2 separate regions of the Mus musculus genome follow, and region 2 is linked to region 1. Evidence: chromatin loops called from intact Hi-C (ENCODE). Cell type or tissue: left cerebral cortex. All regions are shown on one strand.

Evidence for each region. Peaks named below come from ENCODE experiments on the same cell type or tissue, not always from the same donor. Only the 100,000 strongest peaks of a DNase experiment are listed, where the experiment ranks them.
Region 2: it touches region 1 in a loop (24-fold over the local background); 10 of 42 quality-filtered maps call a loop at or near these places.

Annotation. Positions count from the first base shown.
Region 1 is chr17:35,291,792-35,299,791 of GRCm38, forward strand. No RefSeq gene overlaps it. Among named protein-coding and RNA genes, the nearest start is that of H2-Q1, 25 kb to the right of the region's middle. In left cerebral cortex, a CTCF peak has its summit at 4,233 (motif pointing right); DNase peaks (open chromatin) are centred at 3,561 and 4,217.
Region 2 is chr17:34,000,630-34,008,629 of GRCm38, forward strand. Gm31082 (a long non-coding RNA gene) reads right to left here and starts at 3,519. Exons shown (of 3, transcript XR_385546.3): 1 at 2,959-3,519; 2 at 2,739-2,816; 3 at 1,750-2,653. In left cerebral cortex, a CTCF peak has its summit at 2,998 (motif pointing left); a DNase peak (open chromatin) is centred at 3,004; H3K4me3 peaks cover 42 bases.

The DNA of each region.
Region 1 (8,000 bases):
CTTGAGGGCTGAGAGAGGGCCTCTGGGGAAAGGATTAGAGGCAGGAGGATTCACCATCATTATACGAGGAAGGACAGCTGTCCCAGGGCTGTGAGAGAGAGGTAAAGAACAGGCCACTTGGGAGACATAGGCCACAATTTGTCACCTAAGAATAACATAAATTCTGCTTAGCTAAGCGTTTAAGCATCTAATAATAACAATAATGATGATGATGATGATGGTGATGATGTCTCTGTGTCTTTATTCATCCACTGGCAGGACCAAGAAAGTCCCACTATTCATGACTCAGCCCTGCAGGCCTCTGTCACCTAATGTGCACTGTAACTGTGTCTTCAGTCACCCCATCTTTCTGTCAACCCAGCTGCCTCAGGTTGGTGGGGAACATGGTAAGACTAGAGGACTCCATGACCATGGGCCACTGTCACACTTCTCTGCTGTGAAGTGAGTTCCTTGGTCAGAATACCACGTGATCTCTGTGTGGAATAGCAGGACGGTGGATCAGGCATTCTGTAAGTTCACTGCTGGTGGCTTCAGCAGAAGCATCCCATGTAGGAAAGGCAAATCCATGGTCAGAGTGAGCGTCTGCTCCAGCAAGGATCAAGTGTTGTCCTTCCCATGACAGACCTGGTTCATGGGGTCAGCCTGCCACCAGGTAGCTGGCTGGTCACCTTGAGGAATGGTGCCACATCTGGGGCTCAGTGTTGGTCTTTGCTGTTGGGAGGTCTTGCATTCAGCAACAGCTGTAGCCAGGTCAGCCATAGTGAGTGGACATCCATATTGTCCAGACCATGCATAACCCCCATCTCTGGCACAAAGAGAGAGAAGTGTGTTGCAGTCAACAAAGATGAAGGAGGTGGAGCTCTGAAGAGTGCTTTGACATCAGACATGGAGATGCAGTGTTTGCCCAGCTGCTCTCTGGTCTTGCTCTGGTTCAGCATCTCCTCACGATGCTCCCTCTCTTGCATTTTGGAATGGTGATGCACATCCTGTGCCATAGCGTGGGGGAAGAATGTGATCTATAAGATTTCTTATTTTTATTTTATAGGAGGTTACAGCTTATGGATTCCATGACTCTCTGAGAGATTCAGAACCTTGAAGTTTATAATGTGCTAAGGTTGTGATAGACTTTTAGACTATGGGGGCTTTTAAAGTTGGGCTGAATGCATTTTGGCTGAATGATATTGCTACAAGCCTATGGGGACCTAGAAGTGGAAAGTTGTGGTTTGAATACAAATAGCCACCATAGGCTCATATATTTAAATCTCCATCAATGAATAACACTACTTGAAAAGGCTGTAGGAGGTGTGGCAATGTTAGGGTTGAAGCAGGAGAAGAGATGAAAAGAAAAAATGGTTATGTAGGCATACATTTTTTTCAAACTTACTTTAATAAATATTTAGAATCTTCTTTTGCCCACCACCCAGAAGAGGTAGTGGAAGAGAAATGTTATTAGGATATTGGGGAAGTGGACCTGTTTGACAATAGCTCTTTTGGGGCAAGCTCAATCTTTGTCAGCAGTTCAGTTCCGTGGCAAACACCAAATACGAATCAACAGCTGCAGTCCAGTCCAGTCCAGTCTCAGCAGGCAGACACCATGCCTGAACCAGCAACTGTGGATCAATCCTGAAGAAACCACAAGGCTCACCAACCAAGGAGCTGCAGAAACCTCAAGAGCAGTTCTTTGGAGAGTTTCTCTCAATAGTGGCATTACCACAAGTGGATCTCAACAACTATGTAAGGCAAACAAATACATGCCAGCTGTTAGTGGAGAATAGCAAGGCAGAACAAAACAAACCACATGCTCACTGCTCATTCCCGACTGTGTGGGGTCACAGTTATACTCCTTCATCACAGGTCCTTTCATGTGTCTGCTTCAGCAAAACATTCTTTCACCTGTGTGCTCCAGCAAACCATCATTTGACATAACTGACTTTCCAAAGAAACTACAAGTTCCATGTAAGGACTATAAAGGAACAATAGGATAGGAGGGGAGGTTGTTGAATCTGCTTTCAGAGTAAAGAGCATCAGCTACTGGTCTCAAATATTTTATACTGGTTTGTATTTTTGTATATTGAGAGAAATTTAAGCTTACATTTGCTACAACATAACATACACATGTTTCAACTCTTGTTTAAGATATTGCACCTCTGCAACTCAATTTAAAATGTAATGTTAAGTTCCAGTCCTTGAAAGAAACTATTGCAAAGAGTTAGGAAATGCAAGTGGGTAGTCAATCAATCAAAGTTTTGGACATGTTAGGAACTAGTGATGTTAATTACAGAAATAAGCTTTCTTTAGCCCCTTGTAGATATTTCCTAAGTTGAAGAGATAGTGGATAGCTAGAAACAAGCAACACTTGCCTATTCTGATACACTGTAGATACATAAGTGGACTTCGAAAATCTCAGACATCTACAGGATGTGGCATTCAAAAATGTTTTATTAACAGGCAGCTTTCCATAACACTGAGACGTGACTGAGCCTGGCAGTGCCCTCATTCTACTTCAAGGAGGATGGTGGGCATCAAAGAACCTCCATATGGAGTTTGCTTCAATGTGGCAAAGTCAGGCTCCAGCCAAAAACCTGCCCTTGCTTCAACTGCGGACAGCATGCAGTCCTAACCGGCGACAAGCATAACAGGGAAGTCCCTCAATATTCCTGCTTCACAAAAAAGTCCATCATATACTGGGCCAGTAGGCAAAGATGGATGCCCCAGGACTGCAGGAGAACCTTGGGTGACTGTCCAGGCAGCCAGCGATCTCTGCCATTTCCGTAACTTTGGAAGGAAGATGCTTGCTCTGCACGTCCTGTTTTCTCAGGGAATATTTACCCTTCTCAGGTCACTGATGGGGGGAAGATTACATAGTTACAGCCTCACAGGAAGCTTAGGTTGTTTAGGACTCAAGAAAACGATTTAGGTCTAGGAAGATATTTATAGGTGGATACTTTCAAGTTATGATAGAAAGGGAATTAGGCAAAAACTGGATCCATAGGATAGATAATAATTTCTCAGTGATTGGCAAATACAAATGAATGAGACATTATGAATGTAATTCTTATATTTTTAATATTAATAATTAAATTCTTAATCTAAAGTTTATTTCCTTAATTATTTAATTAATCGAATTAATTAATTAAAGACTTAATAATAATTCATACTAAAGAATTAAGTGTTTGTAATTAAATTCTTAACTTTGTATACTTATGTTTTTATACTTGTTCTTATTGTTTTTATACAGTTGATGATGTCAGAGAAAGAGCCTTTCATAGGATTAAGTGGGGGGTCAATGTTGAAGTAATGTTGTACACTGTGAAGATTAGTCTCTGTCCTACCTTGCCTACCTAAAGTACCTTCTGAGTGGTAAAATAAAAACCCTATGTCCTTAGAAAAGGAGAGTAGAAGGCAGGATTATGGGCAGAGAGAGGAACTCAGGAAAAAGAGAAGCATGGGGGATTCGCCACCCAGACTCAGAGGAAGTGGGATGTGCGAAACTGAGGAGAGGTGACCAGCCACATTGCAGAACTTAGAATAGTATGAATGGGATAACTGAATTATGAGAATGCTGGGAAAAGGCCTAGCATAAAGCGTAGGCATTCATAAATAAATGTAAGTCTGCCGTCATTATTCAGAGCAAGGGAGGACAAGCAGGAATCTCAGACAGATAACAGGAGCAGGAGCAAGCAGACACAGAGCAAGCCTTTCCTTCTTCCATGTCTTCATGTAGGCTTCCAGCAGAAGGCGTGGCCCACATCAGAAAGGGGGAGGGGCTCCTACACAAATATTCTGGATTACAGGTGTGTCTTCCTATCTCAAAGAAAAGGATCAGAAATTGATCTTCCCACTTCAAATTAAGCAAAAAGCCTCACAGATGGTGTGCTCCATTTTGAGGTTTTAGTTAACGCCACATGTAGCTCGCATCAAAGAACCAACACCATGGTCCCTGTCCGAGTTCTGGAACTGCTCTCTTTGGGGCTTTGCAGCTCCTTTTAGCACTCATGGCTCTGCCTCCTACCTCCCCTCTTACAGGGAGTTTTCTTCCCACGGGTGGAAAAGCACATAAAGTTCTTCTGGATGTAGTTTGATGAGAGCAGGGCGGTCTGAGACCTGAGAGCCCTGGAGCAGTGCAGACAGGAAGGAGGTCCTGGGGCAGCTCAGCTGCCTGCATCCCCTTTACCCTCAACTCTGTGGGCTCAGACGCTGTCATCTTTGTTTCTTCCACCAGGCGGCGCTGTTGCCCAAGAATGTGATGCTTCTCTTTCATCTTCAACAGGTGAGACCCTGGAGGGTCTGCAGTGGGAGGGAAGATGGGAAAGAGGACACCTTTCTCTGCAGGAATGCTCTAGATGTTGGGATGTCATGGTCCATTAAAAATGAGTATTCAAACATCTGAGTAAAATGTATCTTGTTCATGGGGAATCAAAACCTAACATCGGCTCAAGTGCAAAGCTGAGCACACATTGTGACTTCTTCCTGGGATGAGGCTGTGATCAGTATTTTGTATTTTTAATTCTATGACTCTTTTGCAAATAGTCTTCAGTACTGTGTATTTCAATCATACATTTCTGTCCTGTTCCAGAGCTGGCTTCACTGACTGGTGATACAGATTTGTCTAAAGAGCCTGCTATCCTCAGCCCCTTGTCTCACACTCTAGATGTGTAGGAGAAAGAGGATTTTTGAAATCATATATTTAATTTTTTTATTAGAATCATTTGTTTTTTGTCCATGAGTATGTAGGTTCACTAGCATTGGATCCCTGGGAACTAAAGTTGCAGATGGTTGACAGCCGCCATGTGCTGATGGAACTCACCCTGGATCCTCTGCAACAGCAACACGTGCTCTCAGTCCTGAGCTATCTCTCCAGCCACCATTGGAATGTTCACATCAGGACACCACACAGCTTATCACAGCCTGCTGCTGAGCACATGAGAGAAACTAGAGGCCCAGGAAGAGACAGTGTCAGTGCAGAGCTCAGGAGGGAGGGGAGCTGGGCATTGATGGGGAGAGATCTGAGGGACAGAGACAGAGGACAGGGCTGAGCAGGAGGAGACAGAGGCAAAGGGGGAGACCAACTCAGCAGAGTCCCCTGTTGGAGGGTATCTCTGTCAGATTGCACTGGACACATCTGCAGAACCCTGCTGGCCTCTTCCATTTCATAGTGAACGCTGTGCTGGTTTGAATGAGAACAGCCACACAGGCTCATAGGAATGAATCCTTCAAATCCAGCTCATGGAGCTGTTCAGAAGGACTGGGAGGTGTGGCCTTGTTGGAGGATGTGTGCCACTGGGTTGGGCACTGAGGTTTTAAAAGACTTTCTCTATTCCCAGTGTCTCAGTCTTTTGCTTGCAAATCAAGTCCTGAGCTCTCAGCTATTCCTCCACCACACCTTTCCAATGCCATCATGGACTCAAACCCTCTGAAACTAGAGAACAAATTAAACACGTTCTTTTATGTGTTGCCTTGGTTATACTGTTATATCACAGCAATAAAAAACTAGATAAAGCTGGTGTGGTGCACAGGCCTTCAATCTCAGTGTGGTGGGTTGAATAGGATGCAAAGGCAGATGTAAGTTCAAGGGCAACCTGATCTATATAATGAATTCCAGAATAGCCAAGTCTGTGCAGATAGACCTTGTCTAAACAAACAAACAAACAAACAAACAAACAAAAAACGTAGTAAAATAAGAAAGTGATGGAGTCAGATCCTCTCTGTGAAGCTGCCTGACCCCAACAGCATCCCTAGGTTGGTCAGGAAGAAACCTAAGAGCACCAAGACCCAAGAAAAATGCTCCTAGCATCTAATAAGAGGGGTTCAGGGAGACAGGGTCTGCTGAATCCTGGTGACACTGGAGGGCTGCTGTGGAGATCTGCATGGGGAGGTGACTGTAGTTCACACCTGTGGTCACAGACGTTTGTTGCTCTGTGTGATGAGTGACTCTCTTCAGGAGTCCCCACCCATCTCTGCTCTTCTTTCCACAGAATCATGAAATGGGTAATTTTTTTTTGTTTGTTTGTTTTCAGAGACAGGGTTTCTCTGTGTAGCCCTGGCTGTCCTGGAACTCAGTCTGTAGACCAGGCTGGCCTTGAACACAGAAATCTGCCTGCCTCTGTCTCCTGAGTGCTGGGATTAAAGGGGTGTGCCATCACGCCCGGCTTTTTTTAAAATCTTTTTTTTGGGGTGGGGGGATGGGTAAATTTAATCTTCTCCCACACTACTGATCAGGGATGAAACCCTGTGTGCTCTCTGGCATGAGAATCATCTTTCTTCCAGTGTCCACACTGCACAGGCCTGAGGAACTCTGGGGCCAACTCTGTTATCAGAAACAGTGTCCCCCACTCCTGTGACATTCATGTCCCTCACCTCATCAGCTCAAAAGTGTGAGTGAAGGTCAGGGAGGAAGGGAGAGGGTCAGAGATTACATAACTTCTACCACACTATCATCCTTATTCTGTGTTATAGTTGGTGACAGTTCCTCTCCTTCTGTGATTGAGTCACTAAAGCAACTGCACCATGGAAGTGCAGACACAGAGAAGTCCAGTGGAGACAGGGATCAGTGCCCTGCTGTCTGTGGTCTGCACAGGGGTCTCTCTTCAGTGGACAAGGGGGTCTCCTGTGCTGAGACAATGTCCCAGGTCCACAGAGACAAACTCAGGACTCAGAATGAAGATCCTTGTTTTAAATACACACACACACATATATATACATATATATATGTATATATGTATATATACCTACCCACCTGAAGCCACGGACTTCTAGGAATTAACACAAGGAATCTGTGTCTCAGCACAGGGCTGAGAAGACAGATCCTGAGGGGAGAGGCAAAGTCTATACTTAACAGATGAGAGTCCTGCACTCAGGCTTGGCAGTGTGAGCCGCCCATTGCAGGTGAACAGAGCCTGGTCTCTGTGGGGTCCATGTGGGGCTTGCAGGCCAGCGCCTCTGCTTTAAGTAGAAGCCTCTCTCCACTGCATCCCCAAGCACTTGTGTAGCCATTGTATTCCCGGAAGTGGCTTTTCTTCTAGAAGACTCCAGGGTCTGACTTCTGAAGAGAAGAAAGGAAGAGGAAGGGTGGCTCAGAGAATAAAGGTTCTTGCTACCAAGCTTGGCTCTCTGAGTTTGATCCATGGAAGCCACAAGGAGAGTGGAGACACCTGAGTCCTGTAAGTTATCCTCTCAGCATCACATAGCCATCACGACATGCACATCCCTACACATAATTATTAAATCAATGTAATAAAATAAAAAAGGAATCATGATGATTTCATATTGAAGGTCATAAGGACAGTTATGTATAAGGACAAGTATGTAAAAGATATGTCCAGTTTTCCTCCAGACTTACCTGTGTCCAAAACCCACATTGTGATGAGAAGCAGCCAGGAGGACTGAAGGGCATCCCATGCAAGGATAATCACAGAGATTTTAAACTCTTTTATGTGTTATGTATTTATACTATTGCTTTATGTGTACCGTGTGTGAATGAGGCCATTCTCCATCTGTGGTATGTGTTGGGGGCAGAGGGAGTCATAAGACAACCTTGGGGATCCAGTTCTCTCTTTCCACGTGGGTTCTGGGGGACTGAACTTAGGTGGTCAGACTCAGTGGCAAGCACCTCTACCAGAGTCACCTCACCATCCCGAATTGGTGCCACAACCCTGTTTTTTGGAAGTGTTGAGAAATGGAATCTGGGACCTATATTATACACGGTAGGCACTCAAGTCACTGAGACACATTCCCAATGTGTGAAAACCAGTCAGCTGACAACAGCTCTTTGTTATTGCAAAGGTCCTTACTAAAGCTTTAGGATAAAGATGGAATTAGAGACTATCTGTTAAAAAACAGATATGTGTGGTGTACAAGAAGCACTTTGGCAATGCAACCCCCTGATCTGAGGACCTAAATCTAGGAGAACCAGGTCTCAAGAGGAAATTTCTGGTTTCTCTGGAGACTCAGTTGTGTTGTGTGATTTTTTTTTTTTGAAATTCTCTTTTGGGAGGATTTAT
Region 2 (8,000 bases), 1.3 Mb before region 1:
AGAAGTCAGACCCTGGAGTCTTCTAGAAGAAAAGCCTCTTCCGGGAATACAATGGCGACACAAGCGCTTAGGGATGCAGTGGAGAGAGAGGCTTTTCCTTAAAGTCAAGGCGCTGGGCTGCAAGCCCCACAGGGACCCCACAGAGACCAGGCTCTGTTCACCTGCAATGGGCGGCTCACACTGCCAAGCCTGAGTGCAGGACTCTCATCTGTTAAGTGTAGACTTTGCCTCTCCCCTCAGGATCTGTCTTCTCAGCCCTGTGCTGAGACACAGATTCCTTGTGTTAATTCCTAGATGAAAAGTCTGTGGCTGCAGGTGTGTGTGTGTGTGTGTGTGTGTGTGTGTGTGTGTGTGTATGTGTGTGTGTGTGTATTTGAAACAAGGATCTTCATTCTGAGTCCTGAGTTTGTCTCTGTGGATCTGGGACATTGTCTCAGCACAGGAGACCCCCTTGTCCACTGAAGAGAGACCCCGTGCAGACCACAGACAGCAGGGCACTGATCCCTGTCTCCACTGGACTTCTCTGTGTCTGCACTTCCATGGTGCAGTTGCTTTAGTGACTCAATCACAGTAGGAGAGGAGCTGTCACCAACTATAACACAGAATAAGGATGCTAGTGTGGTAGAAGTTATGTAATCTCTGACCCTCTCCCTCCCTCCCTGACCTTCACTCACACTTTTGAGCTGATGAGGTGAGGGACATGAATGTCACAGCTGTGTGGGACACGGGTTCTGATAATTGAGTTGGCCCCAGAGTTCCTCAGGCCTGTGCAGTGTGGACACTGGGAGAAAGATGATTCTCATGCCAGAGAGCACACACTGTGATGTGAGGTTTCATCCCTGATCAGTAGTGTGGGGAAAGATTAAATTTACCCATTTCATGATTCTGTGGATCTTTTCAAATCAGTCACAGAAGTGAAGTGGAAAGAAGAGCATAGATGGGTGGGGACTCCTGAAGAGAGTCACTCATCACACAGAGCAATGAATGCGTGTGACCACAGGTGTGAACTCCAGTCACCTCCCCATGCAGATCCCCACAGCAGCCCCCCAGCCTCACCAGGATTCAGCAGACCCTGTCTCCCTGAACCCCTCTTATTAGATGTTGTGAGCATTTTCCATGGGGACTTGATGCTCTTAGGTTTCTTCCTGATCAACCTAGGGATGCTGTTGGGGTTAGGCAGCTACACAAAGGATCTGTCTCCATTACTTTTCTTCTTATTTTACTATGGGTTTTGTTTGTTTGCTTGTTTAGACAAGGTCTATCTGCACAGCCCTGGCTATTCTGTAATTCATTATGTAGATCAGGCTGCCCTTGAACTCACAGAGATACATCTGCCTTTGCATCCTAAGTGCTGGGTGTGTTAGTTTTGGTTTTGTTGCTGTGAAGAAACACCATGACCAAGGCATTCCTTCTAAAGGGAGACATTTAATAGGGTCTGGCTTACAGTTTCAGGGATTTAGTCCATCATGACAGGAAGCATGCCAGTGTGCAGGTAGACATGGTGCTGGAGAAGGGGAGACTTCTACATCTTGATCCAAATGCAGCCAGGAAGAGGCTTTCATTCCACACTGGGCAGCTCATGAGCATAGGAGACCTCAAAGGCCAACCTCAAAGTGACACACTTCCTCTAACACAGTCACACTCCTAACATTGCCACTCCTTGTGGGCCAAGCTTTCAAACACATGAGTCTATGAGGCCACCTATTCAATCCACCACACTCAGATTGAAGGCATTGTCACCACACCAGCTTTAGCTAGTTTTTTATTGCTGTGATAAGACAGTGTAATCAAGGCAATACAAAAAAGAACATGTTTAATCTGTTCTCTAATTTCAGAGGGTTTGAGTCCATGATGGCAGAGGAAAGGTGTGGTAGAAAGCTGAGAACTCAGGACTTGATTTGCAAGCAAAAGACTGAGACACTGGGAAAAGTGAAATTCTGTTAAAACCTCAGTGCCCAACCCAGTGGCACACATCCTCCAACAAGGCCACACCTCCCAGTCCTTTCTGAACAGTTCCATCAGCTGGATTCGAAGGATTCATTCCTATGAGCCTGTGTGGCTGTTCTCATTCAAACCAGCACACCTTTCACTATGAAATGGAAGAGGCCAGCAGGGTTCTGCAGATGTGTCCAGTGCAATCTGACAGAGATACCCTCCAACAGGGGACTCTGCTGAGTTAGGTCTCCCCCTTTGCCTCTGTCTCCTCCTGCTCAGCCCCTCTCTGTCTCTGTCCCTCAGGCCTCTCCCCATCAGTGCCCAGCTCCCCTCCCTCCTGAGCTCTGCACTGACACTGTCTCTTCCTGGGCCTCTAGTTTCTCTCAAGGTGCTCAGCAGCAGGCTGTGGATCAGCTGTGTGGTTTCCTGATGTGAACATTCCAATGGTGGCTGGAGAGATGGCTCAGAGCTGAGAGCACGTGTTCCTGTTGCAGAGGATCCAGGGTGAGTTCCATCAGCACGTGGCGGCTGTCAACCATCTGCAACTTCAGTTCCAATGGACCCAATGCTTGTGTACCTACATACTCATGTACAAAAAAATAATTCTAATAAAAAATTTAAACATATGATTTCAAAATCCTTTCTCCTACATATCTAGAGTAGAGGCTGATAGTGGGCTCTTTAGACAAATCTGTATCACCAGCCAGTGAAGCCAGCTCTGGAATAGAACAGAAATGTATGATTGAAATACACTGTATGAAGACAATTTGCAAAAGAGTCATAGAATTAAAAATACAACATACTGATCACAGCCTCATCCCAGGAAAAAGACACAGTGTGTGCTCATCTCTGCACTTGAGCTGATGTTAGTTTTTGATTCCCTATGAACAAGATAAACTCCAATCAGATGTTTAAATGCTAATTTGTAACAGACCATGACACCCCAATATCCAGAGCATTCCTGCAGAGAAAGGTGTCCCCTTTCCCATCTTTCCTCCCACTGCAGACCCTCCAGGGTCTCACCTGTTGAAGATGACAGGGAAGAATCACATTCTTGGGCAACAGCGCCGCCTGGTGGAAGAAACAAAGAGGACAGCGTCTGAGCCCACAGAGCTGAGGGTAAAGGGGATCCAGGCTGCTGAGCTGCCCCAGGGCCTCCTTCCTGTGTGCACTTCTCCAGGGCTTTCAGGTCTCAGGCTGCCCTGCTCTCATCAAACTTACATCCCAAAGAACTTTACGTGCTTTTCCACCCGTGGAAAGAAAACTCCCGGTAAGAGGGGAGGCAGGAGGCAGAGTCATGAGTGCTAAAAGGAGCTGCAAAGCCCCAAACAGAGCAGTTCCAGAAGTCGGACAGGGACCATGATGTTGGTTCTTTGATGCCAGCTACATGTGGGGCTAACTAAAACCTCAAAATGGAGGACACCATCTGTGAGGCGTTTTTGCTTAATTTGAAGTGGGAAGATCAATTTCTGACCCTTTTCTTTGAGGTAGGAAGACACACCTGTAATCCAGAATATTTGAGCAGGAGCCCCTCCCCCTTTGTAATCCAAAATATTTGAGCGGGAGCCCCTCCCCCTTTGTAATCCAAAATAATTGAGCGGGAGCCCCTCCCACTTTCTGATCTGGGCCACGCCTTCTGCTGGAAGCCTACATGAAGACATGGAAGAAGGAAAGGCTTGCTCTGTGTCTGCTTGCTCCTGCTCCTGTTATCTGTCGGAGATTCCTGCTTGTCCTCCCTTGCTCTGAATAATGACGGCAGACTTACATTTGTTTTTGAATGCCTATGCTTTATGCTAGGCCTGTTTCCAGCTATCTCATAATTCAGTTATCCCATTCATACTATTCTAAGTTCTGCCATGTGACTGGTCACCTCTCCTCAGTTTCACACATACCACTTTCTATGAGCCCGTGTGACAAATCCCCCATGCTTCTCTCTTCCCAGAGTTCCTCTAACTGACCAGAATTCTGCCTTCTACTCTCTTTGCTACAGGACATAGAGTTTTTATTTTACCACTCAGGGTGCTTTAGGTAGGCAAGGTAGGACAGAGACTCATCTTCACACAGTGTACCACAACATTACTTCAACAATATACCTCTTAGTCCTATAAACAGCTCTTTCTCTGACATCATCAACTTTATACAATAAGAACAAGTATCAAAACGTAATATTAGGGCTGGAGAGATGGCTCAGTGCTTAAGAGCACTAACTGCTCTTCCAAAGGTCCTGAATTCAATTCCAAGAAACCACATAGTGGCTCACAACCATCTCTAATGTGATTTGTTGCCCTCTTCTGGTGTGTCTGAAGACAAAACAAACAACAGTGTACTCAAATACCTAAAATAAATAAATTAATCTTTTAAAAAATAAACTTAATTTTAAAAAGTTAAGAATTTGAGTTATTAATTATTTATTAATTATTATTAATTCTTCATTTAATTCATTAAGAAAATTAATTATGAAAATTAAGAATTTTAACTAATTCCCTTTCTTTTTTTTTTTTTCAAGACAAGGTTTCTCTGTGCAGCCCTGGCTATCCAGGAACTCACTCTGTAGACCAGGCTGGCCTCAAACTCAGAAATCTGCCTGCCTCTGCCCCTGAGTGCTGGGATTGAAGGCGTGGGCCACCACTGCCTGGCTTAATTAATTCTTAATATAAAATATAAGAATTACATTCATAATGTCTGTTTCATTTGTATTTGTCAACCACTAAGAAATTATCTATGTTATAAATCCAAAGTCCTATCTATCTCATGAGTCCAAAGTTCTTTCCCTAATTCCTTTTCAATCATAACTTGAAATTATCCACCTATAAATATCTTCCTAGACCTAAATAGTTTTCTTGAATCCTAAACAACCTAAGCTTGCTGTGAGACTGTGACTATGCAGTCTTCCCCCAATCAGTGACCTGAGAAGGATAAATATTCCCTGAGAAAACAGCAAGTGCAGAGCAAGCAGCTTCCTTACAAAGCTACGGAAATGGCAGAGATCGCTGGCTGCCTGGACAGTCACCCAAGATTCTCCTGCAGTGCTGGGGCATCCATCTTTGCCTAGTGGCCCAGTATATGATGGACTTTTTTGTGAAGCAGGAACATTGAAGGAGTTCCCCAACTTGTCTTGGCAAAGCTCACCAGTCCACTTCCTCTGTGTTCTGCTTGTCCCCGGTTAGGACTGCATGCAGTCTGCAGTTGAAGTAAGGGCATATTTTTGGCTGGTGCCACAGTTGAAGTGAACTCCATATGGAGGTTCTTCTACGCCCATCATCTTCTTTGAAGCACAATGGAGGCACTGCCAGGAGCAGTTATATCTCACTGTTATGGAAAGCCTGGTGTTGGAAAACATTTTTGAATGCCATATCCTGTAGATGTCTGAGATTGTTGAAGACCACTTATGTATCTACAGTGTATCAGAATAGGCGAGTGTTGCTTGTTTCGAGCTACCCACTATCTCTTCAACTTTAGAAACATCTACAAGAGGCTAAAGAAAGCTTATTTCTGTAATTAACATCATTAGTTCCTAACATGTCCATAAGTTTGATTAACTGACTACCCACTTACATTTCTTAATTATCTTGAACTGTTTGCAATAGTTTCTTTCAAGGACTGGAACTTAACATTACATTTTAAAGTGAGTTGCATAGGTGCAATACCTTAACATTGAAACATGTGTATGGTAAGTTGTAGCAAATATAAGCTTAAATTTCTCTCAATGCACAAAAATCCAAATCAGTATAAAATATTTGAGACCAGTGGTTGATTCTCTTTACTCTGAAAGCAGATTCAACAACCTCCCCTCTTATCCTGTCGTTCCTTTATAATCCTGACATGGAATTTCTAGTCTTTGGAAAGTCAGTTATGTCAAATGATGGTTTGCTGGAGCACACAGGTGAAAGAATGCTTTGCTGAAGCAGACTTGTGAAAGGACCTGTGATGAAGGAGTATAACTGTGACCCCACACAGTCGGGGATGAGCAGTGAGCATGTGGTTTATTTTGCTCTGCCTTACTATTCTTCACTAACAGCAGGCATGTATTTGTTTGCCTTACATAGTTGTTGAGATCTACTTGTGGTAATGCCACCATTGAGAGAAACTCTCCAGAGAACTGCTCCTGAGGTTTCTGCAGCTCCTTGGTTGGTGAGCCTTGTGGTTTCTACAGTATTGATCTACAGTTGCTGGTTCAGGCATAGTGTCTGCCTGCTGAGAGGACTGGACTGCAGCTGCTGGTTCCTGTCTGGGGTCTGCTGGCCGAGAAGTCTGGACTGCAGCTGTTGATTGGTATTTGGTGTTTGCCACGGGACTGAACTGCTGACAGAGAAGATTGAGCTTGCCCCAAAGGAGCCATTGTAAACCAGGTCCACTTCCCCAATATCTTAATAGTTTTTCTTTTTTACTGCCTCTTCTGGGTGGTAGACAAAAGAAGAGGCTGAACATTTGTTAAAGTAGGTTTGAAAATATTTATGTCTACATAACCCTTTTTTCTTTTCAGCCCTTCTCCTGCTTCAATCCTAACATTGACAAACCTCCTACACCCTTGTCAAGTAGTGCTATTCCTTGATGAAGATGTCAATATATGAGCCTATGGCAGCCATTCATATCCCAGCACTTGGGAGGCAGAGGCAGACAGATTTCTGAGTTCAAGGCCATCCTGGTCTATAGAGTGAGTTCCGGGGCAGCCAGGGCTACACAAGGGAAACCCTGTCTCAAAAAGCAAACAAACAAAAATCTTTTTTAACAATGGGACAGGTCTGCTCCTGACAGTACCCCCATTCCACTTGACAGGAGATGATGAGCACTCAATAACCTCCTCATGGAGTCGCTTCAATGCTTCAGTTATGGCAAGCTAGCCACTGGGCAAAGAAAACGCCCTAACTTCATCTACAGACAAAATGCTGTCCAGAAAGGACAAATGGATGCAGGGAAGTTGACTGCCAAACTCTGCCAAGACAGGGTAAGCAAGTCCTTCATAATTCCTGCTTAACCAAGGGTCTGCCATGTATACTGGGTCAGAAGGCTAAAGATGGATGCTGCAACATTATAGAGACAATTCTGGGTGACTGTCTAGACAGCCTGCCTCTGTGTCATCCCTATAGTTTTGGAGGTTGTGTGTCTGTACTTCCTGTATACTCAGATAATATTTATTCCTTCTCAGGTCACTGATGTGGTTAAAGACTAAATAGTTACAGCCTCACAATTACGCCTAAGTTTGTTTAGACTTTAAGAAGATATTTTTAGTTCTACAATGTTTTTAGGATGGTAATAAAAGTGAGGATAAAAAATGATTTAGATACAAACCTCTAACTCACCAACATAGCATAGATAGTAGAATACTTTCTCCAAACTGTCAAATACTTATGGACTAGACATTATAATGTACACCATATCTGGTAATATTCACAATTTTTTTTGTTTTTTTTTGTATGTGGTGTACTATTATGAGAAAAAAGAGCCTTTTAATAGACAAAAAAAGATAAATGTAAGCATAATGATTTTGTACCTTCTGTGCAAAGTTTACCCTTGTGTTATTCAAATGCTGATTTCTCTGGCCTCATATTCATGTTTCAGTCTGGACAGGGCATTGCAATGCTTATACCAGGAATCTCCTGTGTCAAGTTTGTGTAAACAATCTTTACCATCTATTCTTTGCCTTGTCAATAAATGCTGATCATGCAATGGTTGGGCAGAAGAGAGAAAAAGGCCAACCAGAGGGAGGAAATGGGAGTGGGTAGGGGGTGAAATTGATGTGTGCACAAGGACAAGAGGGTCTGAGAAGAAACCACGAGAAGAGGCTTCTGAAGCCCAAAGAGCCACACCCAGAACAATATGCACCGGGCGTGGTGGTGCACGCCTTTAATCCCAGCACTCAGGACGCAGAGGCAGGTGGATTTCTGAGTTTGAGGCCAGCTTGGTCTACAAAGTGAGTTCCAGGACAGCCAGGGCTATACAGAGAAACCCTGTCTCTAAAAAAACAAAAACAAACAAACAAACAAACAAAGAACAATAAGCAATTATTGTGGGATGGAGCTGGGAGGCAGTCAGAGTGGCCTAGGGCTTATTCTAGATCATTTAAG